Linked DNA regions of Homo sapiens: region 2 is linked to region 1. The links are chromatin loops, found by intact Hi-C in ENCODE. Cell type or tissue: heart right ventricle. All regions are shown on one strand. Links, peaks and the distances in the headings refer to the core of each region. The heading gives the core; the rest is flanking DNA. Region 1 overlaps PLIN2 (perilipin 2). Region 2 overlaps DENND4C (DENN domain containing 4C).

Region 1 (2,917 bases), core at 159-2,658:
ACGCTTTAACTGGTTCCCTGGCAAGAAATGCCCAATGCCTTTACATGATGCTGATTTAAACAATCACTCACTTCCTTTCAGCTCTGATTCCTTTTCAGTGAGGTAGTCAGACATGACTAGGCCCTTTTACTGGTTTAAAAACCCACTCACAGGGGTCCAGTAAGTTGGCAAACAAAGAGGGCCAACTGTCACCTAGTAAAATTTGAATATGCACATTAGCTTTTAATTTGTTTTAAATCTGTTATCAAGCATCCTATTTTTTTTTAATTTGTTATCAAGCATCCTATTTTCTTTTCTTTTTTTTTTTTTTTGAGATGGAGTCTTGCTCTTTCGCCCAGGCCAGAGCGCAGTGGCGCTATCTCGGCTCACTGCAAGCTCTGCCTCCCGGGTTCACGCCATTCTCCTGCCTCAGCCTCCCGAGTAGCTGGGACTACAGGCACCCGCCACCGTGCCCGGCTAATTTTTTGTATTTTTAGTAGAGATGGGGTTTCACCGTGTTCGCCAGGATGGTCTCGATCTCCTGACCTCGTGATCCGCCCACCTCAGCCTCCCAAAGTGCTGGGGTTACAGGCATGAGCCACAGCACCCGGCCAAGCATCCCATTTTTAACATTAGCCTTCTAATGTTCTCACTCTGCCAAACTCCCCAACAGGCCAATTGAAATTCATGTATGTATAATAACTCTGTCATGCAGGTTAAGCAGCTCTACGAAAGCAACACACAAAGCATATGGAACAAACAGCATGTAACTGGTCTATCCTGCAGTGAATTTTATTGAATTCAAAGGTAGTATTCCTATTTGAGAAATGAAAAACTAAAATCAAGTTTTACAAGCAAGCATCATGAGATAAAGCAGTGAAGACGCCTTTTCAGATCACACCAGAGCAGACACCAGTTTCTACCCCAGCCCACATGAAGATGTTTTTATTCAATACAAACAGTAACAGAGGCAACACAATGGCCATAGAATGAGAACATAAGTGCATTTGAATTTTTTCTGAGTTCTGGCTATAGGCTCTGACAAGCCTATCATTCTTTTCTTACCAGGTGAACAGAAATCATCTGCTAATGCCAGAAACTTTAAAGCTCTTAATTCAGCTGGAAACAACTACAATTGAGGGCCTTTATACTAGCTACTTGCTTCCCAATTTAGGGTTGCCTAGCAAGTTAATTTCAACATAACAAAAGGTGTCATCTGTCTGGCCACAGCATGCACTAGTGATAGGGGCAGGTTTAATGAGTTTTATGCTCAGATCGCTGGGTCTCCTGGCTGCTCTTGTCCATCTCTGCACCTTGGTCCTGAGCATTCTGAGACTCAGTCAGCTGAGGATAAAAGGGACCTACCAGCCAGTTGAGGGGCGTGTTGTTAACAAGATAATCCATCACGTCATCTAAAGATTCCTTCATTTTCTGCAGCTGCCCCTTGCTAGAAGTGAGGAGGCTGTCAGACACTTCTTTAAAGGAGGCAGCATTGCGGAACACTGAGTAGATGTCGCCTGCCATCACCCCCATGTGCTTGGCTTGATCTTGGATGTTCTGTGGTACACCTTGGATGTTGGACAGGAGGGTGTGGCACGTGGTCTGGAGCTGCTGAGTCAGGTTGCGGGCAATTGCAAGAGTACGTGACTCAATGTGCTAAAAATAAAACTTAAAATTAGCAGTGGATCCAACAGTGCTATGTATAAATTAGTTCGATGACAGTAGGCTGGTTATGTGTCCACCACATATGTGGATTCTTTGGCTTTTAAAAATCCTCATTACAATGCCGAGTGCAGCAGTATTATTCACATTTCATAGATATGAATATAAGCTTAGAGTTTAAGTAGATGGCTTCAGTTAACAACTGGAAAACAGCTGGGTAGGGATTCGAACTAGTGCCTGAGTCTCCAAAGTTCATCATCTTAAACTGAAGAAACATATTAGGTAGGGGAGACCCAAAAGAATGGAAATATCCTTCATGTTAGTAGTGTAATGTATATATTCCCTCCTCAAATAAAATGACAAGACATGAACAAACAGTTCATATTGACTTCAGAGCTTTTGGGACACAAAGAACCACTTTCTAGGACTATAAGAGGATATTTCTTTTCCCTTCCTTCCTCCCTGCTTCCCTTCCTTTTTCTTTCTTTCTTCTTTCTTTCTTTTCTTTTCTTTCTTTCTTTCTGAGACAGGGTCTCAGTCTGTTGCCCAGGCTGGAGGGCACTGGCACAATCATGGCTCACTGCGGACCCGACCTCTCGGGCTTAGGTGATCCTCCCACCTCAGCCTCTCGAGCAACTAGGACTACAGGTGCACACCACCACACCCTGCTAATTTTTGTATTTTTTGTAGAGATGGGGTTTCACAGTTGCCCAGGCTGGTCCTGAATTCCTGGGCTCAAGTGATCTGCCTGCCTTGGCCTCCCAAAATGCTGAGATTACAGGTGTGAGCCATTGCACCCAGCCAAGATGCTATGCCTTCCCTCTGGAACCTTGGTCACCTTATTGCCCTTTCACCTAGTTTATTCACCCATTAGTTCTCAGCTTACCATTCATCTCTTCCAGAAAGCAATGTGACTCAACTACCCCCACTCCAAGGCTGCCTGAGATAGTCTTCCCATATGTTTTCTTTTTTTTTTTTTTGAGACAGAGTCTTACTCTGTTGCCCAGGCTGGAGTGCAGTAGCATGATCTCGGCTCATGGCAACCTCTGCCTCCCAGGTTCAAGCTATTCTCCTGCCTCAGCTGCCCGAGTAGCTGGGACTACAGGCACGTGCCACCATGCCTGGCTCATTTTTTGTATTTTTAGTAGAGACAGGGTTTCACCATGTTGGCCAGGATGGTCTCGATCTCCTGACCTCGTGATCTACCCGCCTCGGCCTCCCAAAGTGTTGGGATTACAGGCGTGAGCCATCGCGCCCAGCCAATAGTACCTGTATT
Region 2 (2,917 bases), core at 270-2,769, 230 kb after region 1:
CTTTCATTATATATATAGGTCTCCCAAGACTCTTATGGCACATATCCAAGTATATGATTTTAAAAGACAATGAAATTGGCCTGCATCCTTTGCCCTTCATTAGTGGTGGCTGCAGTTGACTTTTCTGAAGTTGACTGTCTTGTCTGAAAATGTATCTATTGTATGACTGTACAGAAATTAATTTGTTCAGCTTCTTAAACCAATGTAAAAGTACTCCTTGTTCTTAAAGTCTTTTCTCTTTGTATTTACCGTGACTCCGAGTTTCACTCATTACTTGTTTGGGTAGTGCTCAAGAGGTGGGGCTAAAGATTTTTTGAGAAAATAATTGATATATACATTGCAGATTCCATTTTCCTAACCTCTTGATAGCAGAGATACTGGGGAAAAGGAGGGAAGAGTTTTCTTCGTCAGAGGCTTAGAATCCTCTCAAAATATTGAACTGGACATCGTCTGTGGACTGTTGTGTTTCCTTCCCTTTTAACTTATTTTCATATTAAGAACGAAGGGCGAGGATAATGGGGCTTTTGTCAGTATAGCAAATTTTTTTTAAAAAACATTGAATAAAATGTGCCGTTAAATTCCTTGGAAATACTATGAGAACCAATAATATTTGCAAGGATTTGTTTCTCAAATATTGGGACCAGCTTTCAAAGCAGGTACATATTTTGAGTTGTAAAATAGGTTAGTTTAATTCCCGTGAAGGCTTAAAAGAATATCTCTAAATGCTTATTCTGATTAATTGATATGATTATCAGTACTAACTTGAAAGATTAAAAAGAACCTTGAAATCAATCTTGAAGTTTAAAAGAAAGATCTTATCTAAGACAGCTTTTTTCCTTGAAGCACCCAGATATTGTTATGCTTTTTAACAAAACAAATGATGTGACTACAGTAAAAAGCAATGGATAAAAAAGAAAACGAAGGAAAAGAAAAACACAAATGAGAATCCTAAATATGAATAACTCAGGCTGCTATACAGTTCCACAGACTAGGTGACTTATAAACAACAGAAATTTATTTCTGCCGGGCTCAGTGGCTCATGCCTGTAATCCCAGCAATTTGGCAGGCTGGAGGGAAAGATCGCTTGAGGCCAGGAGATTGAGGCTGTAGTGAGCCATGATTGCACCACTGTACTCTCCACCCTAGGTGACAGAGCAAGACCCTAACTTTGTTTGTTTGTTTTTGAGACAGACTCTCACTCTGTCGCCTAGGCTGGAGTGTAGTGGCACAGTCATGGCTCACTGCAGCCTCAACTTCCTGGGCTCAGGCAATTGAGGATTCTCCCGCCTCAGACCCCCAAGTAGCTGGGACTACAGGCGAATGCCACCACATCTGGCTAATTTTTGTATTTTTTTGCGGAGACAGGGTTTCTCCATGTTGCCCAGGCTGGTCTCGAGCTCCTGAGCTCAGGTGATCCGCCTGCCTCAGCCTCCCAAAGTGCTGGGATTACAGGTGTGAGCCACCATGCCCGGCATAACCCTAACTTAAAAAAAAATAAAAGAAAGAAATTTATTTCTTATAGTTCTAGGGGCTGGAAAGTCCAGGGTTAGGGTGTTAGCATGGTGAGTTCTGCAGAGGGCCCTCTTCCAGGTTGCAGAGTGCTAACTTATTGTATCCTCGTACAGCAGAGAAGGAGAGAGCTCTCCTTTAAGGGCTCTAATCCCATTCATCAGGGTTCCACTTTCATGATCAAATTATCTTTCAAAGGCCCTGCCTCCTAATACTGTCACACTGAGGGTTAGGATTTTAGCATGTGGATTTTGGCGGACACAAACATTCAGTCCATAACAGGTAGACTTAAGTTCTAATAATGATTCAAATAGGAAATAACAGCTTTTGGTCTTGGAGTGAAACAAATTGCATGGTAGCCAAGAGTAAAAGACTGCTTTCTTTTTCCAAAGCTGGGGGAAGCTGCTATGGCCATTAGCATATTTTTTCTCTACCTGATCAAATAAGACTGACTTCTGTGAAGGCTAGGATTATGTCTGTTTTATTTGCCTTTATATTCCTAGCACCTCATATAGTGGCTACTAGTAGACGTTTAGTATTTGTTGAAGAAATGGATATATCTGAATAATTTTTTAACCACTCAGATTTTATCAGCCTTCTTAGAATTTGCCAGTGCTAAGCATTCCATTCCGGATTATTTTACTTTACAGCAGTAAGACTTTGAGTATAGCAAATATACAATTCCTATAAGATTACAAATTTGCTTTTTGCAGAGTAGATTACTGGCAAGTATTTGTTGAATTGGATACAAAACTAAGATGGAAGAGATTCTTTCTTTTTCTGTATTTTAGTGAAGAACACAGGTATATCCATCTATCATATGTTGCATGATTTGTTTTTTTAAATGGGTGTTTATATAAATATAGGATGAAAGACAGGTTATACATTAAAATGTCCCTGGGAGGCAAGTTTTAAATAGCTTTTCCAGTGCACTTTTTTTTATACTTTCTTTATGGCCTCTAAATTTTCTGGATCTTTTATTCTGAGTATATGTCACATTCATAATCAGGAAAACAATAAATATTTTAATAAAAGTTAACTTGGAAAATAGGTTCATTGTTAATATTTTACTTTCCCTTTTAGGTAGTATATCAAATGTGCTGTTTTCTACTCAAGATCCAGTTGAAGATGCAGTCTTTGGCGAAGCTACTAATCTCAAGAAGAATGGTGATAGAGGAGAAAAAAGACAAAAGCATTTTCCTGAGAGGAGTTGTAGTTTTAGTTCTGAAAGTCGAGCAGGAATGTTGCTTAAGAAGAGTAGTTTGGATTCGAATTCAAGTGAAATGGCTATCATGATGGGAGCAGATGCCAAGATTCTCACAGCAGCATTGACATGTCCTAAGACTTCTCTACTTCATATTGCAAGAACCCATAGCTTTGAGAATGTTAGCTGTCACCTACCTGATAG

The links. Hi-C counts contacts between places; a loop is a spot of excess contacts. Peaks named below come from ENCODE experiments on the same cell type or tissue, not always from the same donor. Only the 100,000 strongest peaks of a DNase experiment are listed, where the experiment ranks them.
Region 2: it touches region 1 in a loop (1.9-fold over the local background); 1 of 110 quality-filtered maps calls a loop at or near these places.

Annotation. Positions count from the first base shown.
Region 1 is chr9:19,115,015-19,117,931 of GRCh38, forward strand. PLIN2 (perilipin 2) reads right to left here. Exons shown (of 8, transcript NM_001122.4): 8 at 747-1,635. The coding sequence ends at 1,234. Among named protein-coding and RNA genes, the nearest start is that of PLIN2, 11 kb to the right of the region's middle. In heart right ventricle, for the core only: no CTCF peak of the experiment used is centred there; a DNase peak (open chromatin) is centred at 1,551; H3K27ac peaks cover 1,025 bases.
Region 2 is chr9:19,343,329-19,346,245 of GRCh38, forward strand. DENND4C (DENN domain containing 4C) reads left to right here. Exons shown (of 33, transcript NM_001330640.2): 23 at 2,593-2,917. Among named protein-coding and RNA genes, the nearest start is that of RPS6, 35 kb to the right of the region's middle. In heart right ventricle, for the core only: no CTCF peak of the experiment used is centred there; no DNase peak of the experiment used is centred there.